Regions from separate parts of the Mus musculus genome. Here regions 2, 3, 4, 5 and 6 are each linked to region 1. Evidence: chromatin loops called from intact Hi-C (ENCODE). Cell type or tissue: heart. All regions are shown on one strand. Each heading gives the region's core, and the rest is flanking DNA. Links, peaks and the distances in the headings are about the cores only. Region 1 overlaps Dlc1 (deleted in liver cancer 1). Region 2 has its middle 36 kb from the start of G630064G18Rik. Region 3 overlaps Dlc1 (deleted in liver cancer 1). Region 4 overlaps AI429214 (expressed sequence AI429214). Region 5 holds the start of Gm39166 (a long non-coding RNA gene). Region 6 has its middle 97 kb from the start of Trmt9b.

Region 1 (5,434 bases), core at 981-4,980:
ACAGCTGGGGCTCAAACCCAAATGACAGCTATTAAGTGGAGGGCAGAGAGAGGTGACCGAAATATTAATCTCCACAGGCCCCATCTCCTCAGATAATGGACACATTCACCAGTGTGGAACTGAACACAGCCCTGTATTGTGGGGGTTTCCATGCTCATGAAAGACCTCTTCATCTTTCAGTCTTCCCTGAGGTAGAATATTCCAGTCTTTCTGAGAATTCCACCCAGTACATTGTTCCTCATCTTATTGTAGGACATGGCAGACAAGGATGGCCTTTCTGGGACATGGAAATCTCATCTTCTCATTTAACCCAATTGTCCTGGTTGGGAAATTTCTCAATTGTTTATGTGTTTCTCCTTAGTACAGAAAACACACAAGAATGTGAATCAGCCTAAAGAAAAAGCTGTTGCAGGATTTAGGCAACGCACACAAATATTATGTAAAGCAGTCAATTCACCAGAAGGATTTTCATGTCTTACTCTCAAGGAACACATTGACTATGTAGATTGAGGCAGAAAAATGTCTTATTATCCTAGAAAGCTCACTATATCTTGTTCGGAGAGTTACTTCCACAAACTCACCAGACATTTGTAAATCTCTTTAAAAAGGTTAACAACAACAACAACAACAACAACAACAAAAAACCTTTAAAACTGACTTAGTTAAATCCTAAGTGAGAGAACACATAGCCTTATACACTGCAGTCGTAAATAAAACATACCTATTTTTAGAAAATGCTAGGAATGATTTATAAATTCATGGTGCTTTGTTTTATGAAAGCGGCATGCATTCTAGATTTCTGTTATTTTTCAAAAGTTAATCTAAGTGCAGCACTATAATAAAATAGAATTAAATAGAGAAAGTGTGAAGAAAAGACAAAGTATGTGGACATATAAAGTGTCACTTTCTGCATGAGCAGGTATATATAGAAACCTGAGAGCTGTATGTTTTTATGTTGAAGTTAGCCCTGTGCAATTTGACTCTGGAAATGCACGGTCGGTGGTTTTGTAGCTTTTTGTGGGCTTTGTATCAGAGTAGAGGACTCAACCTTCTGACAGAGCTTGGCAAAGGTCAGGCTGAGTGAGTCCATTCGAAATTTCTCAAATCTTCTATCAAAACTGGAAGTGCTCTCCTCCTCACCACCCCAATCATCGTCACACACGATGAGCATTAAATAGTCATTTATGCACTCTGTGCCGGGTCCCCTCGTCCAACTCAAAGAAAGCAAAGTGCCTGCAGCATTTTATGGAGTAAATAATTCATCAGAGGATTGGATAACAAAGGGAGGAAAACAGGAGGAAAACTTAGCGGACATCAGCAGCAAAGTATCTTGGAGGGAATAATGATATTCTGCTTGTCAGTGTCTGAAAAACGTTTAAACTACTGCTTTTATTCCTGCCCCAAGACAAAGCACTTAAAGACGGAGGCTTGTCTACAGTCTTGTCATCTTCCAACGGAAAAAGAGTGAGCTCTGCCTTTTACTGTGCATTACAGACCATTTTGCATTAGGCTGAACATTCCTCAACACGCTGGTGATCATTCACTTGTTTTCTTCAATCATAGGGAAAGAGTGGGATACTGCAGGTGAACGGGGCCAAATTCCTAGGATTTGCCACAGACAAGCGTCTTCCTTCCTGTATTTGTTTAAGCCTGTACTTCCTGGAGTACTGGCTCAGCAATGTGTGGAAGCAGGGCTGATGTCTGGAATCAGGGACAGGGTGAAGGCACACCCCTTCCTCGAATCCAGTGCTTCTCAGCCATCCCGGTGCTGTGACCTTTAATACCGTTCCTTATGTTGTGGTGACACTCAACCAAAAAAAAATCATCGTTGTTGCTACTTTATAATAGTAATATTGCTACGGTTATGAATTATAATGTAAATATCTGTGTTTTCAGATGGTCTTGGGTGACCCCCATGAAAGGCTCAGCAACCTTTGATGGGTTGAGAAACACTGCTCTAATCTCTGCCCAGGACTCTTTTCATCAGCTAGTCTTTGAATACTGAGAAAGAAATGGTTAGTGTAGAACACGTGAGATCAGAGTTAGCAATGGTAAGTAATTGAGAATGCAGACACATATGTGGAGCTAGGCAAGAGCTGTTTAATGGATTCACAACTATCAATGTGAGGATGGGGACACCCATTTATTCCATTTTTGATCTTCCTTTAAGATTATGCCACACGGCATCCTTTCGAAGCATTGGATAAGTAACATCCTGCTTGCATCTGTGTAAGTCATGCATGATGAAGCAGGCTCTTTCCAGTCAAGAGTCGATCCTAAAATAGTAAAAGGATCAATCTGGTGAAGGGAACTCTCATTGTGCAAAGCCTTTTCACCTGTTCAATCTTGATGACTGGCCACTTAGCAAGAAGTGTATGTATTAGCAGAATATACATGTTATGGAATAAAGAAGAAAAAAACCCACTGGAAACCATCGGGGGCAAAAGTAGCCGAGGAGCTACACAGAGGTTTCCCACATCTGCACCATGACTTGCTAGTTTTTGGTGTCTTTGAACTAAAGTATTTTTGCTGGGGTAAGTTAGGACAGAAGGATACATCACAGAGTTCCATGACTTGACCAAAAACATCTACTAATTTGCACCTACAGTTTCAAGTCTGGGACAGCATTTTGTTTCTATTTGATATTTTTGTGCCTTTGTGCAGAAACCTGGAGCATTATAAGATGTCTATTGTGCCCCATAAATGAATGACTTGGAATCACACATGAGGGAGGGAGCAATGAATAATCACAAGTCTACATAGCAAATCCAGCCACTGAAAGATGTACACTGTTTACAAAAAGTCTTCCAAAAATGTATAATATGAACAGTTATATGGGCAGATGAAATTTGCCAGACACAAAATATCTATCCACTTCATTGAAAGGAGGACATTTATGTGGTAAGCAGTTTTGTGAAGCACTGAGTCTTCTGAGAGGCCCAACTTTAAAAACAAAGTATGTAAAAATAATAACAAGCGAATATTACATGAGTTCATTATATTTTTCTATGAAATCAGAAGCCCATGAAACAAAAATCACATATTCCTGGAGGTCTTGTCTGTCTGTCCCTTGGTTCGCATTTTTTGTGTAACCCGCACTGTGTGTCATGACGTGTCATGGAATGTTCTCTGTGAAGTTTGTGTCTTACAGTTCTGAGGACTTGCTTCAGTCTGCCCAGGCTTGGCACATCAGAGTGGCAAACTCAACTGGGTCACTCCTAAAGACAAATTCTTAGTAGTTTGGAGAAAGCAAATTTGCCTGACACTGTGACCTTCTGCTATGCATGAAGTGATATAATTTGACCAGAAGATGGCAGCATTTGGAAAGGAAAAAAAATAAACAGGCAACCCATGGGAAGGGATTAAATGTATTAGAATTTCCACAAAAACAGGAATGAAGGGCAGCAACATTATTGTGAACTGTAAGACGCTTAGTTGTACAAAACACAATTTTAACAAGAAGTCAAGAAGGTTCGTTGGTAGGAAGTAGATGCACATACATCTTACAAATATCATTTTCCTGGTTTCGGGACATTTAAGAGCTATGTATTATTCTTAAAGCTATTCTAAGAGCAGCCATCTGATTTTTTGCATTTGTTTTATTTACAACAATACTGAATGTCTCTCACCATCCTGAGAGGGTAACAGAACACTCTTTTATGTGCCTGGGTTTTATAACTTTAATTTAATGTAAAAAAATGCACGGGGTAGCCGATAGGGCTAGTCTTTGCAATACTTCTTCCAAGCATACAGTGGATGGAATTACCCATAGTTCACTGTAAGTTTGTTTCCTCTGTGAAATGCAGAAACAAACTAGGAAAATAATGAAAAAAAATCACAGGCACTGAGGGGAGCAGTAATGAAAAACTGAAATAGTTTTAAGTTGTATGCTTCATGGTTTTAAATACACGCAGTCAAGATTTTCTGACTTCAAGACAATACTTGTTTCATTTATGATCTGTCTGTCTGTCTGTCTGTCTGTCTATTCATTCATTCACTTTACATCCCAATCACAGCAATTACCTTCTGCCAGCCCCCTCCTCACAAGCCCCTCCTCGTATCCCCCCTGCCTTTCACCTCTGCAAAGCAGGGAGGTCCCTCTAATGGAACCCACCTACTCTGTCACCTCAAGTCACCATAGGGCTAAATATATCTCAAAACAATATTTTAATGACAAATACTAGTAAGTATTCTGTAAGAGAATATTATAGTCAATATTCTATTATTTCAACAAGTTTTAGAGAAATGTCCTTTGCTCTAGAGTTTGAACGTACACAGTATCCATGAGGCTGCTGCCAGTGCTGCTGCTGCTAAGACTCTGTCATCTTTACCCATCTGAGCCAGCCTGACCTAATTCTCTCGCCTGCTGCTGACTTGGCCATTAGAGAGTCAGTAAGATACTTAGCATCTGGAGAGCTCCCTGCCACTTCCAGATCTGCACCCAAACTGAACCTGCCGTGAGATACCTTCCTCATCTCTGTGCATGAGATCGCCTGACCAGGATGAAAGGGACTTCACGAGCTCTCCTTAGAGCTGACAGAAATCAGACCCAACAACAGACAGGCAAGCTGGGTGTGCTAATGCACACCTCCAAGGCCAGCTTTTGGGAAGGCGAAACAGGAGACTTTACAAGTTGAAGACCAGCCTGGGGTACATTCTGGGCTGCGGTGCAAGGCTTGCTTAGCATGTGTAAGGCCTTGGGTTTGATCCCTAGTATTGCCCTTCTGTCAGTCTAGGCAAACTGATGAACAATCGGAGTTATTATTCCTGGAGCAATACTATGATCTATTTTAAACCAGCCGTCATACGTTTGTTTTATTGTATCCACATTTGGTATGTGTAACAGGGTCATGTGTAAGTCATTGCACAAACGGCGTTGAAATATTTTGACAGGTCACCTGATAAGTATGTGTTTGGACACTATTTTTAAAGAAACTTCTTTCATATTTTCTCCCTTTTCTGCAATTATAAATCACCATACATCTTTGGGATGTCTGCATTTATTTCTACTTCTGGTTATATACAGTTTTAGGAAGGCCAAAAAGACAGCACCATAACCTTGAGGTTTTAATACCCCTCCCAAGTGTCCATTGATGATAGCATTCCGGGTGCTCATATCACGCTTCAGGATAGATCTGTGTAAAATTAAAATTGTGTCCAAACCTGAAGATGAAAGGTTTAATATGGAAGTGAATTGTAGAGTGGATTAAATCATAGAATTTGAAAACATAGGTAGAGGGAATGAACCCCCCTCAAGGATATAATAGGATCCAAGAATCAGCAATAGGGTCTAGCCGAGGGGTAGAGTACTTGACTACCAGGCAGGTGGGCTTATGTTCAGTCTCTAGTGTAAACAGAACAGTTTGTGACAGAGGAAATTCAATTTTTAGTGTCACTGAATAAAACCTGGTAGTACATAGCTGCATCTGTTTGT
Region 2 (5,434 bases), core at 727-4,726, 230 kb after region 1:
TTGCAAGCCAACCTTTAAAACGTTTAGGCTATTGTTCAGTATGGAATGTCTATTTGCACCCACACTATGACATCATTTATAAATTTGCAGCTTCATCTAGAAGGAATTATCTCTAGACTTTTGGCTTGGCTATGGTGGTCTGCATCAGGTGCCCCAACCTTAGAAATAAAGATAGTCAATAGTGCCTTTATACAATGGACATTTTATGTACCAAGCATGGGATTTTTTTTTATCTTATTCTGCCCTTAAAATCTGTTTTGCATTGTGTAATTAACCCTGCTGCAAGGAATTCCTTCAAATGAATTATTATTTTTTTAAATAATTAAAAAGAAAGTTTAGTTAACTAAGATCATTATAAAACTTGTCCAAGATCTTGAAACCACTGCTAGAGTTTAGACAAGCTGTATCATAGTGGGACCCATTCCATCAGGGGGAAAAAGATTTAAATAGCTTTAAGTTCATGTAATAAGTTCAAGAGCCAACATCTAAGCCCATCATAAAATAGGTGGTGAAAGAAAACGAGAAAGAGTCAGGTAACCTGTGTGTCCTTTAGTCCCCAAACTGCTGTGGACCTTTTAAGGCTTTAATTATTTTTTCTAAAAGTTTCTAAAACATTAGTCAGATTACTTTATTTTATTTTTTTTGGTAAATGAGAGAAATAACATTTTAATAGAGTAGAGACCTTTCAACCTAGGCAGAACTTTTACATCCTTTAATTGGAAAATTCAAGTAACATAAGAAAAAGCTGAATTACGCAGAAGAGCAAAGCCATTTTCAGTTTTGTGTCTCCAATTTTTATCTGCTTCGAAGGCAGTTGGTGGGTGAAAGAACACAGCCTTAGTCCCTGTCTGAACAACAGGACAAAGGGAGATTGAAAGAGGAAATAAAGAAAACAAATACTGCGCAGGCTTTCCTATGTACAGCGGAGCAATCTTGCTAATAGTGATTCCGTCTGGCCCTAAATCAAAGGAACTAGATAAGCAGTCCCTCCCACCACCCTGGGAAAAGACAGAGTGGGTTGATTTTGCAATCTTCTCAGAAACTACTATGGGAATTGTGAGATTGCGAATGTGGCGAAGGTTAGGTCAGCCCCAGGTCAGCCATTGCTTTGCAGAAACCTTTATTAAAAACCTACTATGTGCCCTGTCTTGGCCTAGGAACAGAAAAGGCAGTTTCTGAACATGCGAGGTTCAGAGCCCATTGGAGTAAGATGCACAGCTAGGTGCCAGTGCGGCTTGGTCAGCTTCCAACAGGATTACCAACGGAGTTTGGGTCAGGTAAGAGATGAACAACTCAGATTGAGATTTGTGAAGCTCTTCCTACAGCAAAACTATAGATGGTTCATGAAGAGTCACAGAGGTGGCAACAGGGAAGCAGATGTTGGGGAGGAGGGAGAGGCATTGCTATTTGGCCACATGGGGCTGGGGGCAGAGTCTACATAGAAACTCAGAAAACCATGGTAACAACAACAGCAACAAGAACAAATGGCCGCCACCAAGCTTCAAATGTATCCTACACCATATCGGCTTCATGTGTCATTTCACTAACATTCATATCAGTTGACTGTAAGATATTACCCACATATCTAGAAACAAGGAGGAAAAACTCAGAGAGATAAAATAACTAGGTTATGGCCAATAAAATTTCATATATTTTTCTAGGATCCTGTTATTAGTGTGGTTATTTAACACAGCAGTGCAATTTTAAAACTACCAGAAAACTTAGAACATTTCTTGGGTAGCAGTAAGAATGTATACACAGTTCTGTCTGTCTGTCTGTCTGTTTGTCTCTCTCTCTTTCGTTTTCCAAAACAGGGTTTCTCTGTTGTAGCCCTGGCTGTCCTGGAACTCACTCTGTAGACCAGGCTAGCTTCAAACTCAGAAATCTGCTGGTCTCTGCATCCCAAGTGCTGGGATTACAGGCATGTGCCATCACTACCCGGCCACTGATCTCTTTTTTTGAGACAAGGTTTCACTATGTAGCCTAGAGTGGCTTCCAACATAAGAGCCCTCTGCCTTTCAAGTTTGCTTTCACACCTGTGTGTGCATACATAGCTTTTATTGTAAAGAAAAGAATAGAAAGTAAGTTGAGCTCAGAGCTGGAAGAACCTGGAAAAAATTTCAAAGTAACTAAAACTATGTATTGTAGAATGAAGGAAGCAAGCATTCCCTATTGACCTTATTGGTTAGGTCAACTTGCTTTTTCTTAGTATGCTTAGAGAGGCAACATATCTGATATTGCCAATCCAATAACTCTCTGGACAAATATAAATTGAAGATATCTTCAGCTATAGTATTTGCTGAGTGGATCTAATAGTGGCAGTACCAACATCTGAATTCATAGAAAATCCAACTCAAGTTAGATAAAAAGTACATTAAATAAATACACCATAACAACACTATTGACTTTGATATACATCCAAAATGGCCTGTCAGTTTTGCCAATAACTCCGCAAGTTCACTATTAGCCACAAGATCAAAATATCTCTAACCTATTCTGCCACATACACACTACATTTGCAAGCTGTCTTTCTTTTTAAAATTCATTGAGACTGATAACACCACACAGTGAAACTAACCAGTTTAGAGTTTTGAAAGCCAAGACTATTGTCTGTTTTCTAATTATTCAATGATAGTGGTTTTTGTCTACTCCAATGTGATTTTAAGTAGTTGTAAAGGCATGTCTTTCTTCTGAAAGATGCTCTTCATCAAAATATCCTGTAGCTATCCTGGGGAATTTGTTTACCATGCCATTGTGTAGCTGTACCAAGGAGAGGTGAGGAAGACAGGATGTGTGCATAGATGATAACACACACAAGCTAGCTTCGAGAAGGTGAGTGCAGGACAGGCATTGAGATGTTCATCTAATGTCCGATTGTGCTGGTTATTTCATTTTTTATTTAAAGTCAACTCAAACTAGAGTCATTTGAGCAGCTGGACCCTTGATTGAGAAGCTGACCTCATCAAGTTGTGATGTAGGGTAGACTACAAGGCATTTTCTTGATTAATGATTAGTGTGGGAAGACTCAGCCCACTGTGGACAGCACCATCCCTGGGCAAGTGTTCCTAGAGGTATAAGAGGGGTAGCTAGCTGAATGAGATCCTGGGAATCAAGCCAGAAAGCAGCATTCCTTCATGGTCTCCTGCTTTCAGGTTCTAGTTATGAATTCTTCCTATAGCTTCCTTCTGTGATGGGGGGGGGGAATCTGAGAGTTGTAAGTGGAAATAAAACATTTTCTCCCAAAGTTGGTTTTGGTCAGGGTTTTATTAACTGTAATAGAAAGCAAAGTAACACAGCATCTAACGTTTCTTTTCTATTGTCTTCAAAACTTCTTCCTCCCTCCCCATCATTTTGAGGATAACTTAGCTTTGAGGATTCTTTAGGATAATTTAGATTTCTTCCCTCATTTTCTGGCTTGGTTCTCAGGACTCTGGTTCCCAGTAGCCTACTTGCTCCATCTGCTTTCTTCCTTAAGTTCTCAATACTCGGCTCTTATTTCCCCATCATAGCAAAGATATTCTTTAAGACCCATTGTTAAAAAGAATAGGATACTGGAAGAAAATCTGTGCTTGTCCAAGTCTTTGCACAAAGGTCATCAGATGAATTGGAATACTTTATCTCCATCTCCCTGCCAAGTTCAGAAACAGAGATTTAACTTGGACTTAGTAGTTTACTCTATAAAGGCCTTCCATCAACCCATTCATCAATAGGATATTCATCTCTTCAGCTCCTATGTTGTACCGGACATATTCCATGTAGTATTGATGGAGATTCTAACAGCAGAGCCTTCTCAACGCTCTTACTATCTCGTTACTAATACGAGCTTTATATTTTCCCATCTTAATGATTCTCTCCTGTTGTCCTTGACTGTTTTCTCTCCAGTTAATCTCTTCTTTGCACATAGTGGGTCAGCATTGGGAAGTGCTACTTTGTTAAGTAGGACAGGTCTTCTTGAAATCAGGAAGGGCATCTTTCCACAGATAGGAGGGAAACTAACACGACTTTTAAAGGTAAACGGCACTGCTGGTCTAAATCCCCACTGTAAGCATTCAGACAAATTCTCTGAAGCAACCCGGGGTGCTGTCAAATGCCTGGGATCTTCAGAACTTCACATTTCAGCAGCCTTTCCCACGCTCTTACAAATATTGATCATGGCCTGGTTTGCTTGATCAGAACCGTTTTTTTGACCAGTAAGAGAATGCCCATCTCAGTTATCAACAACTCTACACTTCCTACTTCCTACTGTTTGAGGACCTTGGCAAGTTTGGGGGACATAAGCCAGACTTCTACCCTCAAGTCCACACCCCCCCTAGTTGTTCACTAGTCAAGATTTACCACTTGCTCTGTGCCAAGGAAGAAGGCCATTGGGACAAAGGACCTTTGGTCTCTAATCTGCATGAAAGCCTTTTAAGGTGAATGAATACGGAGTAGGGAAATCTTTCTACACCTACAGGGAAAATTGTCAGTAAAATAGAAGTTCTCTTTCATCTCTAACCTTCATCCTTCACCTGAAAAGTAGGACTGGATACAGAGGGGCTCTGTGGGATGAATTCAGAACGCAGCTGGGAAGGCCCGAAGCAATGCCTCAGTGAGCGTGCCTAGCACCCAGCTGGGAGTGGAGAGAGCAGTGTGCAGGGGCAGGAACGTGAGGGAACAGCTCTCAGGAATGTCTTAGGTGGGAGGGCATTTTCTTTTACCTGGTAGTTTAGGAAGAGGAACCTGTCACATCGCACATGATTTTCAGTGAAAGAAAGGGAGGAAGAGAAGCAACCTTTCCAGCTTTCTCAGGACTCAGAAGAAAAAGACATACCTCCTGCACACCATTAGTGATGGGCACATGACTCCATCCTCCTTCAGGATGGTTGAACCAAAGCCTCAGAGCAACAGCGCCACCTTCTGGACGGAAATGCACACACTTAGAGAACAGTTCCTCCATTTGAGACTGAAGAAAATGTGCACCCTGACAGGGATCTCAATGCCATTGGGAAGTAATTTCAGTGTTTTCAGTGTGGTCTGAAGATTATTCCCTTATAAGCAACTCTTTGAAATTTTTTGAAACCACAGGATTTTGAATGTTTATTCTTAAGCCTTCAGATAGTATAAGGGCCATGGTTTATAAACATGCTCTAGTTTGGAAATTATTAAGCAACATAACTGAGCAACTCAGCCCATCACTTATTGTTTACATCATGTTTATGTGTGTGAAACAAACACGGAATAATACAATGACGTCATGCTTCAGCTTAAAACCGAGCTGCTTTAACGGAGAGTCATAATGCCCTACATGGTTCTGCTTTTGCCCATTTCCACCTTTCCTCCCTCCGTTTTCCCAGCATTACATAGTCACACAGTGAAGACCTTGGTTTGTTTTGTCCTTGTACAAGTTATTTTCTTTGATTAGAGCAAGGCTGTCTTTCTTTGGTAAGAAGCCCTT
Region 3 (5,434 bases), core at 613-4,612, 77 kb after region 1:
GCTCAATTTGTAGACGAGGCTGGCTTCGAACTCAGAAATCCACCTACCTCTGCCTCCCAAGTGCTGGGGTTAAAGGCGTGCGCCACCAGTGCCCGGCTCTGTGAGTGTTCTATCGAGACGCCTTATGTGAATTTTCTAATTGAATTTTGCTAAAGCAGTATAAATGCATATTTCTACAAAGGCAAAAGACAAAACCAAAACAAACAAGCAAAAAAAAAAAAAAAAAACCAAAAACCAAAAACCAAACAAACAACAATAACAACAACAAAAGCCAAACTCATGGCTTCTACCCCAGAGGGTTTCTTAGGTCTGAAAAATTGTTAATGAAAACTACATAGTCCAGTGTGGGATGCAGCTTAGTGGTCTGGCTATGCTTAGCAAGTACAGGGTCTTCACCCTCAGTTCGAGCCCCCAAACCACAAAACCAAACAGAATGAATAAACTTCTAAATACGAACAGTTCAGAATAATGAGCCACCAAAGACTGTGGATGTAAGGCTACAGAAATACAAGGTCTTGAGCAGCCGTGGACAGGATGTTGGGGAGGTGACAGGTGAAGATCAAATTCAAGGGCTATGAGGACAGACCTCCCTCCCATCTTTCCTCTAAGCATTTCTGCTAGTCCAGGCTTAAAGGACTCCTGTATGTGAAGAGTTTATGTGGGGTACCATAGCTTCGCGGCACAAAAACTCCCTGCACAGATAGCAAACCCAGGACCATAGTGCCAACTCAGAAGACAGGTGTCTTGCTTGGTGGGATTAAGATGGCTTGTTTCACAATGTGCTTGTAAGGGAAAAATGAGGCCCTATGGGTAAGCTGTGTACACATGAGTGTGTGTGAGCACACACACACACACACACATGTATATATATATATATATATATATATATATATATATATATATATATGCAGAAACTACACAAGAACAATAGTAACCACCATATCAGGGAACTGGCCTTGTCCCATGGCAAGTTTCCCTGGGATAATTTCTTTATTTCTTTATGCAAGGATTCACTATCTCTGTCTTCATAGTGTTTTCCAACATTTAGCTGCACACCCAGGAATGTCCCTCCACCTACTTAATTAACATTAATAGTTTTGGCCTCTCTCCATCCTTTCCCTTCTATCTTTGCCTTGCCAAGGACATAGCCATGCTTTGAGGTGGTCTCACTGTGTGATTCTCACTCTTCCTCAGATGAGGGGTTTTCTTTTTGTTGTTTGTTTTTTGGCATAGTTTATGTTCTGTCACTTTCATGATAAAACAGTAACAAATGATAGCTGTTTGCCATTATTTAATAGTGTTTATTACTGATTTTAAACTACACATGGTCTTTTAAGAAGGGATATTTCTTCTAGCATTCTCACTATCCTCTGTGGAAAATACAATCCTTTCAACAGAGTAGAGCTCTTTGAAGAACTCACTTGAGATTGCAGAGAGGCTGGTAGGAGCCTCATTTCTCCTCTCTGACATCATCACTCCTTCCATCACTTCACAGTGTCTTGCTTCAATATGCCTCGGTTATTATACATGATGTGTAAGGATGCTGCCTGAGTTACATTATATGGCACATTTGTGTACTTAGCAACAACCTTGAGTGACAGGTTTGAATCTCCGCTGGTTATCTATCTCACTTTGCTCTGGAGATAGTGGGGAGAAAGCATAGTTTTAGGATCTTTTGTCTTTTTCATTCTGGCTCTTATCTGTACTGCAAAGAATAAAGCTGCATCATGTGTTTGGTGGAGGATGAGACTCACAGTTCCACTCATGCTGTAGCAGGGCATTACTTGGAGGCCATAGGACACACAAGCCATCATTTTGGCCATCGTATCTTCAACTTAGTCTATGCCAATTCTGTCTACACTTGCTCAAAAAAGGTTTTATTAGAATTCACAGTTCTTTTCTGTCATTTCATCCAATAGTCTATAGTACCATATTCTGTAAATGCTAAGAATACTGGGGGGATAGTGCTAGGTTTTGCTGGGAACTTTGATCACCATGTGTAAAATTTATTGAGAGCACAAGTCTTTCCCTTCCATACTCCTGATCACTCTTGCTGTAAATGTTCTAATTCTGCATCTCTAATTCCAATACCAAAGTAGGAACTGCAGACTTTCAGTCAGGTAAACTAACTCTAAGGTGCCAGGGCTCATTATGGACCCTTGGCCTTCAGAGACGGTCACAAGGTCTGGTTTCTATGGCTCCTCCTGGGGCCCCTGGGAGGTCACGGATTTGTTGTCATTCACTGGGCTACATTGGTATCATTAGCACAAAGAAGGAAAACAAGTTAGAAGTAAACAGCCTTTTTCTTTTGTCATCACAGACCATATGAGTCTGGCTGTTTCTCATGGAAAAGAGCTGGACTTCTGAGACAGCCTCTTCTATGTCCTTAGAAAAACAAACAAGGGAGTTAAGGAGATGCTCCTTATCTGGTGGCTGGCATGTGGGGAACGTTATCTAGTGTGGTAACTTGGTGTAACTGAATACATTAGGGGTTTGCCCTTATTGTGGGAAGAGGAGCCTTGGAAGTCAGTCGGGTCTCAGTTGTGACTCAGTATTCCAGTCTGCCTGTTAGCTACTGAGAGGAACTGCTTGGATGTCGCAGATGTCCTTATCATAACATGGCAGAGCAGTCTGGGAAAGTAAGTACTCAAATAGTTAGATCCCACAGAACGCAGATACGTTTCCTCCGCTTGATTCAAGGCATCAAAGAGAATCACTGATGCACATCCCAATTAAATGCGATCAACTGTCTCGATTCACCCTTCCTTACTGATTCTTACATAGGAAAAAGCTTTACCTTTGTTTACCTATGAGTTAGGTCTGTGGATGCTGGCCTGTGAGTTTGGTAAAGACTTCACAGCAAATTGACACGGAGTCTTTTGTATCTTGGTCTTCTTCACATTAGGACTGGTCATTTCTGGCCACAAGGAAGCAACACTGTTCTAATGGCCACTCAGAGCTATTATTTTTGGCTTATTGTTCTCTGATGAGGAAACAGGAACCTGACATTTTGCTGGATTCCCAGGACCTATGTCTTTAAAGATTGGAATGATTAACCTTCCCTAGAGACTTGTCCACTAGGGAAAGGGGACCATCTGGGGCTGAAGTGGCAGTTCTATTTGTGGGGACAAAAAAACTTAGAGGAGCTAGAGGGAGAATGTAGTAACTAACCTACTTCCTTCTTTGCAGTCCCACGGATTAAATAAATAAATGAGATAAACAAAAAAATATGGAAGAGAATATAAGGGGACATTTGGACTAGAGTGAAGAGGTTCAATCTGGAAGACCCAGGATTTGGGTTACGAGTGTGTGAAAAAACCACAGGGCACTTGGCTGTGAGCTGAGACCTGGGCAGATTTGTAGAGCAAGTACTGGATTTCCTGGGAACACTGACAAAGACTATTTCTAAAGCTGCTAGGCAGATGGACCTTTAAGTCCATAATCTAGAGGCTTATCTGTGTAAGGGAGACAATGCTATGTGTCACATGCAGTCACGTGTAATTGTTCACTGAATGTGGCTTAGAGTTCTAAGTCCCTGTTCATGTCTTTAAGCAAGTCACCATCTATTTACAGAGATCAAATCTCAAAAAATAACAGTTTGGAGCACAGCAATCATATAACTCTTCTGAATCTTTAGGGTTAAACGCACACAAATTTGTTCCAGTCAAAGTTTACCCTGTTTCAGTTCCGTACATCAATGGATCCAGGAAACACGTTTCAGTCACCTCAGTTACAAGGCACAATATTTAAATGTGATTCTCTGAATCTCCCTGTGTTGTGTAATACATGGCTGATAGGGGATTCACATCTTCCCCACCCATCTCCCACTGAGATATTATGCTCCTCTAAGTAGTTTTGCTTCGTCCTTTATTCTTTGCTTTCCTAGAATGCAGACATTTAAATTGCACATACATATGTTAAAATATGATTCTGTGTTTATCCTTTAAGCACATGTGATTCTCTGTGAGATTCCTTTTTGCTCTGCAATATTATTTTACAATAACACAGTGCTGTGAGTTAACTACACACCGGTATAATGTTACTATGTGAAACGTACATGCTTTCTCCTTTCTCTTGTCACTGGTGATCTGGATCATTTCTAATTTTTAATTATTATAAAAATCATTAAATTCTTACATACTCATCTGGGAGAGCACATTCAATAGTGATTCTCACATGCCTCGGGTAAGACGTTCTGATTTCTAGAATATGTAAAGGCTGAAGAAATAGCACTGAGATGGATCCTGTGGCTTAGGCAGGCTAAGACAAGAGGATTATATGTTCTAGAGTAACCTGGACTAGATAGCAAAACTGACTTAAAAAACCCTACCTGACTCACCACAAGGCCTTACATGCTGGCATAGGCAGCCTAGATGTCCTTTGGTTGCCCCATCACTTTCCAGGTCTCCCCTGCATTTTGCTTTCAACTTATGCATTACAATTTCCCATAGTGAGTGGACTTGGAGCCATACACTGCACTATTGCAAAGACTTTACCCTTGGGTCCCTGGCATTCTCTCTCTCTCTCTCTCTCTCTCTCTCTCTCTCTCTCTCTCTATCTCGTTCCCCCATCCCTGGTTAAGTTCTCCAACTGAGCTACCTCTAGTCCTTGAGTGGACTGGATAGCTCCACTCTGCTGGTTGTAGGGATGGCTGCTCTGGGATCTGTAGCAGAAGGCACACTGCATTTCACCTGTTAACAAGAGCTGCTTGACCTGTGTGTCATCATTCAAACCTCCTCCTGGTCAGGCACAACTAGAAATGGTTATCCTGGATGAGTTAAGCTGGGCACAGAATACCCACGAAGGCTCAGAACATCTGCCTGTGTAAACAGGTTTCCTGAGAGAGGGATGCATGGTCTCAGGGAAGATACCTAGGTGTCTGCCTGCTGTCTGGAAAATAGGCAGAGTGTGGGCATCAGGGATGACTGTAACTGGAATTTCATTATTAAAGGACTGGGGTCCATCTGAGCTCTCCTGAGAGAGAGCTCAAGGCCGAACTTGTGGAAATAATGGCATTTTCTTTCTCTTACTCAGACTTCAGAACATGGTTGTCAAACAACACATCTTCTGGAGATTTCCAAGTGTGCTAATCCTTTCTAGTATTTACAAGCATATGTCTGGCTACTCAGTGTGGGGATTTCTGTGTGAACAATCATCTAAATGTAGTTTGATTCTTTTGCCTCTTGCCCAGGGTTGGAGGTGAAGTTTAGGTTAAACAGATACTGTGATGGGAGCAACATGCATTGTGAATGCTATTTGCATTAGACTTCTGCAGTTCTCACATTGACAAATTAGGCAATTTCCACAATTAGCTCTTCAAAGAAATGAAGGGATATTGAATTTTCTAAATGCCCTTTCAGCATCCATTGAGATGAGTAAGCATCATTTCCTTCAGCTTATTAGTAAACGCTCTGAAGACTTAATGCAGGACATG
Region 4 (5,434 bases), core at 577-4,576, 170 kb after region 1:
CCGTGTTGGAGAAGCACATCAGGGCTTCCCCAGGCTTTCAGATGATCCTAGGATCATCTGGAAGCGACTGACTGAGAAAATGCTGAAGGGAAGCTCCGGCTTTGGGCGGGCATATTCAAAGCAGGTGTAGGAAGACTGTACAAGTCTTTTTAATGATTCTCAACTCACACGTCCAACCAGATAGGAGGTGCTGACTACTAATGATGATATGTACTATGCCCAACCAGGGGATGGTGACTATTGGTGATTAGTGATAACATGTGTTGTGCATACATGTACCTGGTGTGGATTTGAGTAATTACCATCTCATATAGAGGAAATTTAGAAACTAATGTAAGATTTACTTCTGCTTCCTTCACTGAAGTCTAAATCATTAAATCCAATAGATTTTTCACATTATGGAAGACAATTGGAGAAATTGCAAAACTTTTGTAATCTAGGGGAATATATATATATATATATATATATATATATATATATATATATATATGTATGTATATGTGTGTGTGTGTGGTATTCTCTCTATACACACACACACATATGAATGATGGTAGTTTGGAGTGGTGGTGGACAGTACAGAGAGAAAGAAGTAAACAGATATAAGATAGTTAGGAAGCAGCGATGAGGGCTGGTTTTGGTGATAAAGAGGCTGTGGAGACTAACTTTGAAAAGGCACTAGGATTTTGACTTGTGTACCTGTGTACTCGACTGAATAGTAATTTCCTTAAGACAGAATTCTATTTAGTTTCTGTCAACTTGACAAAAACTAGAGTCACTTGTGGAGAGGAAACCTCAACTGAGAAATTGCCTTTCTCCACCGGTCTCCAGGCATTTCTGAGGGAGCATTTACTTCCTTAATGATTGAGGCGGGAGGGTTTGTGCCACTGCCATCCTTAGTCAGGTAGTCTCAGGCTGTGTAACATGGCAAGCTCAGCAAGATATGGAAAGCAAGCCAGTAAGTCACATTTCCCCATGCGTTCTGTTTAGTCCTTGCCCAAAAGTTTCTGCCTTCACTTCCTGTCTCTGCATCCCTCTATGACCTACAATAACCTATTAACTAAATAAAACTGTTTCTTCTCTAAGCTAGTTTTGCTTATTCAACACACATACACACTCCACCCCACCCCAGTAACAGAAACCCAACCAATTGGTACCAGAAATCGATACCAGAGAGTAGGGCATTGCTGTGACAGATGTGACCATGTTTTGGCTTGGGTGTGTGGGGGTGGCTTTTGTGGGAAGACTTGAGAACTTTGTGCTAGGCAAGGTCTTTGCAGTCTCAGAGCTTAATGACCAGGTAGGAGAGCCTGTAGCATAGGAATGTTGGGGAGGGGCAGATGATGGAGAGCTGGCTTCTAAAGGTTTAGAGGGAAACAAAGACCCTATCAGGAATGTTTATGTCAGAATCAAGAATCTGACAAGGGGTCATTGTGCTGGTTTCTATCTAAGCTGACACAAACTAGAGCCACTTAGGAAGAGGGAGTCTCACTTGAGCACTTGCCTCTATCATACTAGCCTATGTCCATATCTGTGGGATACTTCTTGATTATATCAAGGCCTGGGCTACTGTGGCTGGTGCCACCCTGGGGCAAGGTACTGGGTTGTTAGGAAGCAAGCTAAGAAATCCATTGGAAAAACAAGTCAGTAAGCAATACTCCTCCATGGTCTTTGCTTCAGTTCCCGCTTTCAAGTTGTTGCTGGGAGTTACTACCATGTCACCCCTAAATGATGGGTGGTACTCTGTAAGCTTAGCAAATCCTTTCCTTACCCTAACTGGTTTTGATGGATGTTCTTATTATATTTCTGTATAATAAAACACAATACAGCTAGGAAGACTACAACATGGCGAATTTGAAGGTGTGATTGAATATAATTCTTTATATCTAAGTAGTGTGTGGTGTATTTGAGACATATACATTGAGAGTATAAAGAAGCAGGTTATTTATATGTAGAGTCAACAGGAAAGGTTTAGAGGCTAGACTAGTGGGGAAATCATTGGCATGTAGTTAGACATTGAAGCCGGAGATGGGACAAACTTCTAGAAGCTAGGAGAGAGAAAAGAAGCAGACTGATTGCAGCTTCTGAGAAATGCTGACCATTAATAAAGTATGTTTGTGTGTGTGTGTGATAATCATGCAAGAATAAAACAGCGAAATAAAGAATATGAATATATACTACATAAAGAGTTTAATTGCTGGCAAGAAAACAAGATGAAGCTGAGGGCTTCAATATAGCAGTGTGTGTGTGCGTGTGTGTATTGTATATAACGTACACATATGTATCTATATTGTATATAACAATGCGGGATTGTTATAAACAATCCATTTTGGTCATAATGATTTTATGAATCTTCTCTATGTCCTAGTTTTCGGTCAAACAAACTATCATTTTTTGAAGAGCAGTTTGCCATTAATGGGGGGAAATCACATGTTCCTTGATAGCTCATATTTATGATTTATTTTTCTATAAAAATGCTAGCATTGATGGCATTACCCAGAGACTGTTTTCCACACATCAGATTATTTGAGTGAAAGTTAATTGTATTTGCAAACGATGGCTCTTTTTTTTCATTATTTTTTTAATTAGGTATTTTCTTCATTTACATTTCCAATGCTACCCCAAAAGTCCCCCAAACCCCCCACTTCCCTCACCCCCAATCCCACTTCTTGGCACTGGCATTCCCCTGTACTGAGGCATATAAAGTTTGCAAGACCAATGGGCCTCTCTTTCCACTGATGGCCAACTTGGTCATCTTCTGATACATATGCAGCTAGAGACATGAGCTCCGGGGGGTACTGGTTAGTTCATATTGTTGTTCCACCTATAGGGTTGCAGACCCCCTTTGCTCCTTGGGTACTTTCTCTAGCTCCTCCATTGGTGGCCCTGTGATCCATCCAATAGCTGACTGTGAGCATCCACTTCTGTGTTTGCTAGGCCCCGGCATAGCCTCGCAAGAAACAGTTATATCAGGGTCCTTTCAGCAAAATCTTGCTAGTGTGTGCAATGGTGTCAGTGTTTGGAGGCTGATTATGGGATGGATTCCCGGCTCAAGAGATTCTGTAGCCATCATGGTTAAGATTTTAGTCTTTGAGCTAAGCCTTCATTTATGCATTAATGATCTTTTTTCCTGGAAAATATCTTCTTAGTCATTCCTAAATAAAATGGAAAAAGTCATTGCCACCTACATAATAACTTTTCAGTTGAGGTCCAAATTACATCATACTTTATCTTCAGCCTCTCAGCAAATTCACATTTTATACAATCAAAACTCTGAACATTGCTCCACTTAGAATTCCCCGTAATAAAGGTCAAACTCTATTAGCCAATCAGTCCGGAAAACCTCATCTCAATAGGCAGCTGCTTTTCTTCAACAGTCTCAGATGGATTCTCTTCAGTACTTTTGACTGTCACTGCTCTTCGTAGGATATTTACATATCTTCTCCCTTGTTTTTCTCTTCATACTATTCCCAATTTTTTTTTTGGTTATTTTTCTAACACACAAATATTTTAAGTAATTCTGTTAACTTAAAACAGAAAACTTGAGTCAATTCTCCTCCATTACAAAAATAGTTAAAAGCAATTGACATTATGAAGTAGTTCTATTATATCTGTCCTAGAATAATCTTTCTATTCTCCTGACTGCTATATTCAAGCTTCTCTCCAGGACTTGCTGTCCCTCACGTTCTCCTTTTCTCTGTGCCAGTATAATTTACAGGTACAAATATGGGTCAAGTTTCTTACCTGACGCCTTTTTTTAAAGCTAGCATGTTCTTTATTGCTTATTTTTGTCTATAAATTTTGTAGTTTTAAATATGTACTGTGTTTACATGATCCAATAGTCAAAGGGATACGGAAAAGTTTGGTATGCCAGATCTTATCCCCATGGCTACTGTGCAATCCCATTCTGGACCAGCTGCCTCCAAGATCTTTGCTCTTTCTAGGCAAATATCTGCCACTGATTTGAATCTAGGACAGCCAGTCATACCAAGATATGATCATGAGATGGAGTGAATTCAGGGAACTTAAGGGTAAAAGTTTATTAGGGAGGGCTGAAGTATTTCTGCACATTAAATCCATAAAAATTTTGATGTGAAACACTAGTGTGTAAGGCCTAAACAGTAATGCTTAAATTGTTTTTTATATACCATTCCAATACTGTTTGTGCAAATATAAGCACCAAAGGTGTTTTGGTATATAGTCTTGTGCTTTGGCTAAGTGTTGCTTATGGGCTCTGTCTTCAACGTGTAATACTATTGGAAGCTAAGAGAACCTTTATACAATGGTCTAGTGGGTGGAAGTTGGGTCACTGAAACTGTGTGTCCTTGAAAAGAGTACTAGGAACTTCCTATTTCTTTTTCTTTTCTAAGTCCCAAGACCACCACACTGTGCTCTGTCTAATGTATTGTCTCACTACAGGCTCCAAAGCCACAGGGCAGGAAATGGTCTGGGACCAGCTGGGCAATGTAGGTTTTTCACCCAGTTTAGAGTGATGCTTAGGGAACCGTTAAGGCACACTTCTGATTATGTCTGCATGAACGTCGACATAGAGGATATTTGTATGTAGCAAAACAACAGAGGGGGCCAAACCATCACTATGGTGGGTATCACTACTCAACAGACTGGACCACAAAACAATGAAGTAGAGAAACAGAAAGGCAGCCAGTGTGTGTGTGTGTGTGTGTGTGTGTGTGTGTGTGTGTGTGTGTGTGTGTGTGTGCGCGCATGCGCGCGCGCGCACACACACACTTGGTCTTGATCCATTTCTTTTGAGTGAATATGGATGTTCTGCCGCTATGACCCATGAATAGCAGACCACAGTTCCAGTCTTTCTAGGAAATCTCACTAGTCATTAAACAGGAAGAATAAGTGTTTTGATCAAATTCATACTGCATCACTGGCCCTGTTTCTCCTGAGACATTCACTTTCACTTATTGAGATGGTAATGGCTTATCTGTGTGTCTAGTACTCAGAGAACCATTGTTTGCAGAAGAGAGCATGCTAATAAACTCAGTGTTACAATTACATATGTAACCTATTGGCTATATTCTTCTGGTGAGCCCTTCCCAACTGAGCCAAAATAGAAACCCAGCTCATTCTATGGCTGAATAAATAGTACAGGAGAACTAATAGAATACCACATACAAATATCCTCTATGTTTATGTTCATGCAGACATAGACAGGGCCAAGAAGTGGGAGTGAGTGGGTAGGGGAGCAGGGTTGGGGGAGGGTATAGGGGACTTTTGGTATAGCATTTGAAATGTAAATGAAGAAAATATCTAATAAAAATTAAAATAAGAAAATATATAATAAAAATTGTTAAAAAATAATCTCTTGTAGGTATAGTTCTCAGTATGTTTATCTGTTTAATTGCCTATGACACTTGGACTGTTGTCAGTCTTTGATTAACACAAATATATCTGCTGTGAACTTGTT
Region 5 (5,434 bases), core at 651-4,650, 120 kb after region 1:
GAAAACAAGGAAGGAAGAGAGTGCAGCTCTCCCCTCTGCACAGTGTTACTTTCTACTGTGTTAAATGGAGAACACTTCTCCTAATTCTCATTTCAAAAGTTTTCTAAGACAGATGAAGTCTGAGCCTTTTAATACCGTAATTCTTCTAAAGTTTAGAACCTTAAAAAATAACTTCAAAATTTAAATCCTGGACTTGGGGAAGGAAAAAAAATCTGTAAGTAAAATTCCGAGAATCGAGGAAACAGAGAATTTTCTTCTCTCTCTCTCATCCCCAGAATTCTGAACAGAACACAGTGGTTTGTGTTACAGCACGTGAAGCCTCCTTACCTCCAGTAAGGGATCCTCCAGTTACAGACAACCACGGCTGCAAAGGCTGGAAAGGCTGGAGAAGGCAGACTCCATCTTGATCAAGTTAGAAGTCCTGCTGACATAAAACACTTGCGATGCTTCCTCCAGCATGGCCGAGTCTCTCAATCACATCTCTAAAGTGGCTAGCAGAGTGTATGCCTCCTTCCCCAGACAGCTTGTGAACTCTCATCTGTTTATCTTTTCTGCTTTTGTGCCTCCACTGCGTGACTTCCTCCTAGCTGCTCCGGCCTGGGAGCTAGGACTACCATTTGGTTTTGATTAAAACCAGACAGCCAACTCTGGAGAATTTAGGGAATAAGCTAATGGAAACTGCGAATATGGCTTTAATTAGTGCATCAATTAATAATAGATGTTAGCTTGTCTTATAATAAGATGTCACAAATGCAGAGCTCAAATCATTTCTGGAAAGAATTCATACAGAGTCTCTTTTATGACCCAGAGTTCTCCCTCAGGGAAAGTGCAAGGGTAAGACGGACAGTGGCCTTGGGACATGTAGGTTTGTGGCCAGGCCAGTGGGATAGCTTCCTTGTTTACACCAGAGAAACGGGAAACAACATCTGTCCATTTATCTTATTTGGTTGAAACTACTCAGTAATCGTTCCCTTTCATTTTAGTTACATTAAAAGAGTTCATTCTATAGCTCTAGGTGACTTAACTAGTCCTTTAAAAAATGATTAGGAATTCGATGAATCTAATTATTGACTCTGTGTGAGGGTTGTACAATTTTAGCTTGTCAATAATATAAAATTTAAGAATAATTCCAATATCCAAGTAAGAAATAAGTATAAAACCACATAATGAGATGCAGGAGAAATTAAGCCTGCATGTCTCAACAGCTGTCCTCTTATCTGAACGCTAAGTGGTTTTTCATTGTTTATATATATTCTCAGGTGGTCTTAATTTCTACAAATGCATGCAGGTCTTCCAGTATCATAATGGCCATCTTTTACTTTTCCTTGACAACACCGTGTAGGTGATAACTTGACCAAGTATGATGTTAGAGCTACTGCATCTTTTTTCACTGGACAACTGACATAGCTCAGAAAACACAATTTAGACAAAAGTCAAATAGGAAAAACAGGTTTAAGCCATGCACAAGCTGAAACATGAGATGATTCTAACATAAACATACTAGCAGGGCTTGCCATGGGGACAAAGGTCTGGAACCCCAGCTCTTGGGAGACAGGAGTACAAGTTTAGCTTAGTCTTCATAGAAAGACCATGCCAATAATAATTTTTTTCTTTTTTGCAGAGATATCCCAGTCACTAAAGTGCTTACCACATTGAGTGATTCAAGGTTCTGAGTGCAAAATCCAGAACCCACCTAAAAATAGTTGAGTATGGCGATGCATGCCTGTAATATCAGCACAGGTGAGGCAGCTGAATTCTGAGAGCTCACTGGCTAGCCCTACTTAATGAGTTCGAGTCCCGAGAAAGTTTGATTAAATAAAGAAAAATGGCACCAGAGCAATGACTCAAAGGTTGTCCTAGAACATATATGTACATAAACACACACACACACACACACACACACACACACACACACACACACCTCACAAAGGCACACATACAAAATAGAGCCAAAATGGGAATAATGAACCCACCCCATGGATTTATTCTCAAATATAATATGTTGACAGAAAGACTTAAAATTTGAGATGGAAAATCATACAAGTTAAAAATATGATTATTTAGATTATTTAAATCTAAATTAAAAATTTAAAGCCCATTCATACATTCCTTCCTTGGTGCCACTTATTTTTCTGGTCCTAAGGGTTGCACCCAGGACCTTACAGTAGGCAAGGGCTCTACCTATGAGCTGCAAGCCCAGCCCATCAGTCATTCATTATTTAAAGTCTATTTATCCTCGTATTCAAATCCTTGCGTTGTCACTGCTTTTCCCAGCATTCCTTGTACTTTTATTTTTACAAATAAAGTACTAGGAAATAGTTTTCTCCCAGCCAAGTGGTGGAAAGTGGCCAAGTCTACACTGGAGCCCAGTTCTTCTATGTTTCGAGCTTTAGTTTATCTGCATTAACTGTCTCCCTTGACGGCCACTAATCAGTGTGTGAAACTAGAAGAGCTCTTAAATGTTCTGTGTTTCAGCTCTTCCTTTAAAAATAGCCGGATTGCGCACAACTCACAAATTGGAGAACAGGATGTTTATTTATGTGTGCATGTATTTATGTGTGTGTATTTGTTTCTTTAAGGAAAATCCTGGAGCAGAGACAAATGAGAATGGCTAGAAGAGCTTTCCTGTGTGTCTCTCTGTCTTCATCTATCTCTGCCTCTGCTCCCATGATGCTAGGTGTTGGCTTTTCAGTGTCTCAAGAGCACTCTATTGGTGCTTCTTGGTCAACTTCCTTAGGAATTCCATCATCCCAGCGATGCCATCACCAAGGTACGCTCTGTTTCTCTGCACATTGAGAACACTTCCAACACTGCTCAGCTACATCAGTGGGATGCCTTAGTTGTCTCCACTCTTCCTGACACCGACATTTATATTAGAATTACATCAGTAATTGACAAATATTTAATCCCATTTATTTTTTATCCTTAGTAGCCAGACACTAAACAAATCCAGGACCTAGGTTTTGATGAAGACTTTTGCAAATGTGTAAAGACAATGAGGTAATTTCCTAAGGCCTCAGCACCGTCTCGGGCTTATAGAAGAGATTTAAAATACCTGTCCCCTTTCTGTTTGCAAATCTAAATGCTTCACTCTCCTAAGTGCTTGTTCTGCTCTCTATACTAGATTAGTTGTAAGACAGGACACAGAGGCCACTAGAACTTGAAAACAGACTTTCAGGAAGGACTACATCTGGTTCTCCAGTTAACAGCAGTGACTTTGCAAGTTCCCCAGAATGAAACGTCAGTGCTATTAACTTGACAGGTCCCACAATCACCTATGACTTGGACCTCTGGGAGAGCCTGTGGCACTATCTTGTTTATGATAATTGAGGGGGGAAAAGCCATCTTGTCTCCGTTGAGGGTAGAACATCCCTGGGCAGGCAATTCTGGATCTGATAAGGAGGAAGGAGGCTGAGCATCCGGGAGCCTGAGCCCATTGCTCTCTGTTTGTTGATTACAGATGCAAATAGGGCCAGCTGCTTCACCTTCCTTCTGCCCTGACTTCCCTGTCATAATGAGGTAGTTTGCTACCTTGAAATGTGAGCTAAGACAAACCTTTCCTCTTTTCAATTGCTTTTTCTGGCATTTATTATTTATTTATTTATTTATTTATCTACTTACTTATTTGATTATTTTATCATAGCCCCTTAAGCCTGTGCAAGGCTTACTTTGAGTCTCACTAATTAGGAGTTTTCAAAATCAAGGACCTTATAAAGTGTTTAGGTTTGGGCACTGGTATAAGTAATCCCTGATAGCTAGAATCTTTGATGAAAGTATCCATTCAAAACTTTGTCTATTTCTCACATTTGGATGGTTTCTTTACTAAATGCATAGAAAGGGACCTGTGAATATCCTCCATGCAAGGACTACGACGGATTGATGACTGGCAGATATTGTCCCAGCTTAGGTGTCCTGACTCCCTCATACACTCTCTACCCCATTCTCCTTCAGTCTTTCCCTTGGCTTTTCACAGGTGATAATTTAAATGATGCACATGTTCTTTGTTTCCTTGTTTATTTATTTAATTACAGATGTCTTCTGCTGCCACAGCAAAGAAATCTGCTTAATTAAGGTAAAAATGATTCCTTGTGCATTTTGCGCTAGAAATCCTATAGTTTTTAGTTTTATGCTTAGGTTTCATGAAAAATTTAGAGTTTATTTCTATATGAGATGATGGAACAAAGTCATTTTCCGAAATAGGTGGGTATTGAATTTTTCTGAACTATTCCTGGCAGCCCTGTCCATGGAATTGTCTTTGTAACATTGACAACAGGCAATGTTACCAAATTTATAACATTGTGTTTCTCGACCTTTTCTTCTCCCTTGCTGATCTATTTGTCCACCTTGCATGGAATGCCATGCTGTCTCAATTACTGTAGCTTTACACCTAGGTTCAAATCCAATATTGCAAGTGCTACAGCTTTGAGTTCTCTTCAAAATTGTTTTGAGTAATCTTAGGGAACTGCATCAGTGTGGAAATTTTAAAAATCAGTTTATCTATCAAAAATAGCCTGTTGAAATGTTGTTTAAATTGTCATTTAGAGTAGAAGCTTTTTGACATCCATGATTTTGAATCTTGCGTTCTGTGAGCATAGTATGTCTCTTATTTCAATTTAGGTTTTATTTCTCACAATACTTTATGGTGTTAATGTAAAACATACTTTTATCGAATTTTCTCTAGTACATTATACTTTTGGTGTGAGTGTAAGTCATATTTGAAAATTCGCGTTTTGAGTCGTTTACAGATGCTACATAGAAATACAATTCAGTTTTGATTATTGATTAGCATTCTGTAAAATATTAACCTTAGTACTCAATACTAACCAGTACCAGCACCTTTTCAAAGATTCATAAACTACTCCAGGTTCGTCAGTATGTTGTATGTGACTACGGGTATTTTTCATCAGCTACTGTTGCTGTAGCTTCACTGCACAGTAGAGCATCTGTTCTTACAATGTCGAACAGCATCATGGAACCAGGCATACTTGCTTTGTTTTGAATTTAACAGAAGAAGACCATTATTCTTTTGCCATACTAGTGTTCAACTGCAAGTTTTTCGAATTATTATTTACTACATGCCTTTTATTTGGCTAGAGAAATTCAGTTAATTTCATTTTTAAATTAAGGACAATTGTCAGCCAAAGGTAATTTTTTCCCCCCTGTGCGGAATGTCTGGCAATGTCTTGAGGCATTTCGGTTGTCACAGCTACAGGAAGGTGATTTCAAAACAGCACCGTGCTCAAACAGCTTCCCATAAGAGGTGAATGTCTGGTGCAAGGCAGAGAATCTATGTCCTTATGTGTGTTGGCTGAGAATTAGAATCAGACAGGGCATTGGATTTTCATCATTTTCTTCCGCTCTGTCCCTTTTTAGTCTCTTTTGTCTCAGTGGCCTCATGGCTGCTTTGATTGGTACAGTCTGCCTGGGCCAAGTC
Region 6 (5,434 bases), core at 536-4,535, 470 kb before region 1:
CATGGTGTATATAATATTACGATTCATATTCTTGCATACCCTGTTCAAAATGGATCCCTCAAATACTCTACCGTCACCATGAGGGCATTCCCATTAAAAGCTGGCCAGGGCCAAAGTTAGGCAAGTGTTGTATGCGTTTTATTGGAATAGTTTCAACACAACTTGTTATGCAGAGGAAGTTGAAAATGTTTTTGAATTTACCACTTTAGAGATAAACACGTTTTAGTGATCTACTGGCATCTCCAGTGGAGAGAAAATGTCGACCGTCTGCTGTTCCCAAACAGAGCTTGATTCTTGCAGTGGGATTAATGTTACAAAGAAACAAAGTATACAGAAAACCATCCTACATCTGAGCTGAGTGAGGCTACCTCCATAGCTGGGAGTCTTCTGATAAAGTTCTAGAGAGACTAGCTGGGAAATGACTCATGGGCTTGCCTGAAGCTTCCGGACCCTTTACCCTGAAGTGTATGGTTATGTTTGAAAAAAACTTTGAAAAAGCTGAGACTGCAGAATCTACGGGAAAACACCTGTCAACTCAGGTCCTCTGCTCAGGGAAACAATAGGCTTTAACTTTAGGCTGTTTCTTTTTTAAACAAGGTTTCTCTGTGTCATCCTGGCTGTCCTGGGACTTTCTCTGTAGACCAAGCTGGCCATGAACTCACTGAGATCTGCTTGCCTCTGCTTCCTGAGTGCTGGGATTAAAGGCGTGTCCCACCAGAGTATGAGGCTTTGACAGTATGTTGAGTGAGAGACGTTCCTTTTCTTCAAAATAGTCAAAATAAATGAGTCTATAGAAACAGAAGCAGATTAGTGGTTCTTGTGGGTTTAGGGGAAAGGAGATAGAGAGCAGATGCTTAATAATGGGCAGTGGGCTCCTTTTGGGAAGATTAGAGTAAAATAATAGAAGCATGGCTTGTATACCATTGTAAATACACTGTGTAGAATAATATACTTTACAAAGGTCAATTTGTGGTTGTGGTTGTTGTTGCTGCTGCTGCTGCTAGTGATGGTGGATTACAACAGAGTCTTGCTATTGTAGCCCAGCCTGGCTAGAACTCACTAGGAATCTCAGGATGCTCTTGAATTCAGGAAATCCCACGACCTCAACCTTCTGAGTGCTGAGATTATAGCCATGAGCCACAACTGGTTGAAATGGTTCGTCTTAAAATATATAACTTTCTCCTTGATACAAAAAAATTAAACACAAAATCACCGTAAAATTTAGATATTAGGTTATACATGAAAGCATTCCAAATAATTACTCATAACTTTTAGAAGTCTGACTCTATATCCCTTAGACGTTTGAATAAGCACTCTCCTCACTTCTATGGGGTAAGACCCCAGACAACTCCCGAGACCTTGACTAGTATAAAGCCCTACTTACACTCATTTCCTGTAGGACTGAAGATAGAGCCCAGGGCCTGGAACATGACAGGTTCTGTCACTGGTTTACATGGCCAGCTTCTAATTTTTCCCTTTTAATGTGTTGATACAAAGTTTCACGACACAGCTTTCTTGGGTTGACTTGGAATTTGCAATACAGACCAGGCTGGACTCTAACTTGCTCCGATCTCCCGGCCTTTGCCTCCCAGATGCTGGAATTAACAGGCGTGCAATGGCCACACGTAATTTTCACAACTTTTTATTTGTGTGTGTTGTGTGTGTGTGTGTGTGTGTGTGTAAGAGACAGAGAGACAGAAAAGCAGAAAGAGGGAGAAAGTTTCACTAAATTATTAACTTAGTAGCCTGGGTCCGGCACAGGATAAATATCCTGTGTCTGGTTATCTTGTCCTTAGATAGGCCTTCCTCCTACGTGTGCATTTAGAAAATTAATTTACCATTTAACTAAAAATATTACTTACTTAATTTAGCTTTTTAAATAAGCATGAAAGGTAGATGTTAAAGCTCATTTTAGCCACCAAGACTCTCAGAGCCAAAGAACACACTGCTTAACACCAGAAAGCCACGGAGTTGGATTAAATTTGGATCTCCATAATTTGAAGGTGTTTGAATTTTATTCTGTGCACCATGCCCTTTTATTAAGACTGTGCAGGGAACAAAATTTAAATCAAGCTTTCTCATGTGGTAGTTGATAGAGCTAAGTATCGCATGCTTTATAGCTCCATGTGTAGTGACATCAAACTCTAAGCTTTCAGTGGATCACAGTTGATGTATCGGCACCAGAAAAATTAGTAGAGGCCACAAGGAAAGCTCCTCAGAAAGCTAGCTGTTAACCACTGACAACCACACAACCAGTGCCTTCAAGTAACAGCTATTTCTTCTTCATTCCTGGTTCATGCACTTTATAATTGGTTACATTGGATTTTTTTATTATTTTATTTTTAAAATTGGTCTATCTATCTATTTATCTATCTATCGTGTATCTGTGTATCTATGTGCCCGTGTATCTGTGGTGTTTTTTCTTTGGGTAGCCCTCAAGGTCCTTGGAACTCACTCCATAGACTAGGTTGGCCTTGAAATCACAGAGATGGGCCTGCCTCTGTCTCCTGAGTGCTGGGATTAAAGGGATTAAAGGCACACACCATCACTGCCAGGCTTTAGTTATATAATCTTATAGGCCTCACATCAATAAATTCTATCCACATAGGCAATTGACCACATCAGCGAGCAAGTACTTTTATCTTTCTCTCAATATACTGGAGGACAGAATTTCATTTTAAAGGGCCCTGAGAGGGGGAGAAAGTTATTAAACCAACCAGCAGGGGGAGCCCAACTTCCAAACGTGGGCACTAGGTAGTGCTCTGACATTCAGCTAGATTCAAAAGCTAAAAATACAGTATTCATCAGAAACTCAAACATACACTAGAAATAAAGAGTATTCAAAGACAGTTATGTGTTCAGGATCTACATTGCCCAAAATCCTGGAAGTAAAGACTTACCTTGATATATTCTAGAAGAAACATTAAGCAAAGAACTAAGAATTTTAGAAGGTAGGATCTTAGCTTCTTAAAAGAAAATCAAATGTACCATGCATTTTATATTCTCTGATAGAGGATTTTTATAATACATAAAGTGTAATTTTCAGAAAACCCATTCGCATGTTCAGGGTTCTTTAAATCCCACCTAAAGAATATATGAATGTAATAAAAGTATAATTTAAAATTCATTCGGTAAGAAAGTTGGCAAGGTTATTTTAGATTTTATCTGAAAATGCAAAGTAGTAGGAAGGAATTTAAAATGCAAACGAAACTGAAATGATTTTTATAAGAGGGAAGTTGAACTTTCCGATTTCTGTATCACATTCCATGCCAGCATCGTTTGCACAGTGACATAGGTGCTAAAATATGCAGACCCAAAGAATCGACTAGGCTGAGCAGACCTTAGGAGGTGGGATTCGATTAGCATGACTTACCGCGCTGTGGGGCAAACTGTGACTTGTTCAGTCAATGTGACAGGCTCATGATTTGGGGAAGGAAATTATATACTTCTTCCCTGCTCTAAAATAAAGCCCAGATGGAATACACATTTAAATGCAGTACCAACACTTGTTAAATATATTAAATGCAATACATCATTTCTATGATCATATATACGTACATATACATTTCTCCATGTAAACAAGTGGATGCTACCTATATGACCAACAGCCTCCCATTGGTGTGTAACAACAGCCTCCCATTGGTGTGTAACACCTCTGTGGGTTTGTGTAATCACCCTACCCTTATTTCCCATCCACAGTCTCTCCTGCCTACAGGATGCCTCCCATTCACAATAGACACGTCTACTCTAGTGGGGAAACTACTTTTCTGTAGAGAAGAGGGCTGTTGGCCACTGTGAGCAGAGCAGTGTGGGAGAAAACAGCCTCTTTTGCTCTGTTTCCAGGGGGAAACGTCAATGATTCGTACTTTCATTCCTGTTCATAATTGTGAAAATAATTAACATTCACAGATGTACAGAAAATAGTATTATCAAACTCTTCCAGCCGTTATCTTGTGGCAGCATTGTTTTGTTGTGCATACTCTCTAATGTCCTCCAAAGACCCATGGTTTGCATATTTAGTCCCCAAGAAGGTACTATTAGGTGGAGAACTCTTAAAAAAAAAACGGAACCTAAGGAAGGTATCCTTAGGTCATTGGGAGACCACTCTACAGGGGATCACAGAACCCTGACTCTCTTCTCACTCTGCCTTCATGTAATAAGCGGAGCAGCTGTGTCCCATGCTCCCTACCACTGTCACGGGAATTCTCACTGGAAACCCGGAAACAGCTAGTCTGCCTGATTAGACCCCCTAAAACTCTGAGGCAGCATAGACCTTTTCCTGTCTAAGATGAATACCTTGTGCATTATTACAGTGGTAGAAAGCTAACGAACACACCTGCTCAGTCTATTCTGAACAATTCTTATATCGACTCAAATATCAGAATCCTAATTATTTCACTCATAAATAGTTCAGAATCACGCAGCTAGCTGAACACCTAAAAGTCACACATTGCAGTTGTCTAATGTTAAATGCACAGGCGGCATTTGAAGCGCCCCATTATGAAATAAATGCTTCTGTTGCTATCGTCAACCTAAAGTAACAAATGAAGGAAGATTCACCCAAAACAATAAAGCTATCATTTCCGGGAGTTGTGTGCCATAATAAACGATGTACAGAGTTAGGGATACAAAGAGAGACGAGGGCTTTTAAGGCAAAATGGAAAGGCTTACATAAGTTGTTTTGAAGCAATTACCCTTGGTAAGGAGGATCAATAACAATAGTGGCATCAGTCCAAGGTTAAGCAGGCAGTTGCTGGGCAGATTTCCTCGCGTCAGTGTTTTCTGGGCAAGGTTATGGTGGCCTTTTGTGCAAGCGAATGGTTCTGCCAGAGTTCAATGTGCGAGTTCCTGCCCTCAGACATATGGGCCCGCGATTTCTCATCTAGAACTTGTTGGCTTTATTTTTAAATATTTGTAGAGCTCCCCACAAGCAACTTCTGACAAGCATTCACACTGTTCAAATCAGACTCCTGCGTACGCAGATGTCTCATCGGTTTGCTCTTAGGGACAAGTCTGTATGTTCACTACTCCCAGTGACCTCTGGGTACCATACTGTGTTTGCCATACATTATCTTTCAGAAGACTGGATCTTTGTTCCAGAAAATGTGTGTTTGGGGTGGGGTGGGGGTGCTAAATAAAACAGATAACAGTCAATGTGACCAATATAGCCAACACTTTTTGTTGCATAGCGTTTAGTTTTTAAAGGACTCCATCAGCTTGGGCATCGAACACAGAAATGCCCTCTCCAGGCAGTCTCTAACCAGCCTGGCACTTTTGTGAGCTCAACACTCCCACGCAGTGGCTAATTGCTAAGAACCTGACACTCCCCAACCCCCCAAAACTTCTCCCACTTATTTCTCAGACTATTTAGAGATTCTCCTCTTATGGGTTCCAGAAAGGACTTCTCTGAGTCTCCCCCTCAATTTGCCAACCT

What was found. Peaks named below come from ENCODE experiments on the same cell type or tissue, not always from the same donor. Only the 100,000 strongest peaks of a DNase experiment are listed, where the experiment ranks them.
Region 2: a loop joins it to region 1, with 8 times the contacts of the local background. A loop is called at or near these places in 35 of 42 quality-filtered maps.
Region 3: a loop joins it to region 1, with 2.1 times the contacts of the local background. A loop is called at or near these places in 4 of 42 quality-filtered maps.
Region 4: it touches region 1 in a loop (10-fold over the local background); 4 of 42 quality-filtered maps call a loop at or near these places.
Region 5: a loop joins it to region 1, with 4 times the contacts of the local background. A loop is called at or near these places in 6 of 42 quality-filtered maps.
Region 6: it touches region 1 in a loop (7-fold over the local background); 10 of 42 quality-filtered maps call a loop at or near these places.

The regions. Positions count from the first base shown.
Region 1 is chr8:36,828,767-36,834,200 of GRCm38, forward strand. The region is part of intron 4 of Dlc1 (deleted in liver cancer 1); the gene reads right to left. Among named protein-coding and RNA genes, the nearest start is that of Dlc1, 120 kb to the right of the region's middle. In heart, for the core only: a CTCF peak has its summit at 3,301 (motif pointing right); a DNase peak (open chromatin) is centred at 1,655; H3K27ac peaks cover 195 bases.
Region 2 is chr8:37,057,612-37,063,045 of GRCm38, forward strand. No RefSeq gene overlaps it. Among named protein-coding and RNA genes, the nearest start is that of G630064G18Rik, 36 kb to the left of the region's middle. In heart, for the core only: no CTCF peak of the experiment used is centred there; a DNase peak (open chromatin) is centred at 1,000.
Region 3 is chr8:36,905,977-36,911,410 of GRCm38, forward strand. The region is part of intron 2 of Dlc1 (deleted in liver cancer 1); the gene reads right to left. Among named protein-coding and RNA genes, the nearest start is that of Dlc1, 44 kb to the right of the region's middle. In heart, for the core only: a CTCF peak has its summit at 2,952; a DNase peak (open chromatin) is centred at 3,065; H3K27ac peaks cover 332 bases.
Region 4 is chr8:36,994,452-36,999,885 of GRCm38, forward strand. It overlaps AI429214 (expressed sequence AI429214), which reads left to right. Exons shown (of 1, transcript NM_001039220.3): 1 at 1-1,082. The coding sequence ends at 130. All of the region lies in intron 2 of G630064G18Rik (RIKEN cDNA G630064G18 gene), which reads right to left. Among named protein-coding and RNA genes, the nearest start is that of AI429214, 3.6 kb to the left of the region's middle. In heart, for the core only: no CTCF peak of the experiment used is centred there; no DNase peak of the experiment used is centred there.
Region 5 is chr8:36,952,618-36,958,051 of GRCm38, forward strand. Gm39166 (a long non-coding RNA gene) reads left to right here and starts at 2,123. Exons shown (of 3, transcript XR_870370.1): 1 at 2,123-2,770; 2 at 4,032-4,072. It also overlaps a transcript of Dlc1 not described here. In heart, for the core only: no CTCF peak of the experiment used is centred there; a DNase peak (open chromatin) is centred at 2,344; H3K4me3 peaks cover 213 bases; H3K27ac peaks cover 382 bases.
Region 6 is chr8:36,358,727-36,364,160 of GRCm38, forward strand. No RefSeq gene overlaps it. Among named protein-coding and RNA genes, the nearest start is that of Trmt9b, 97 kb to the right of the region's middle. In heart, for the core only: no CTCF peak of the experiment used is centred there; no DNase peak of the experiment used is centred there.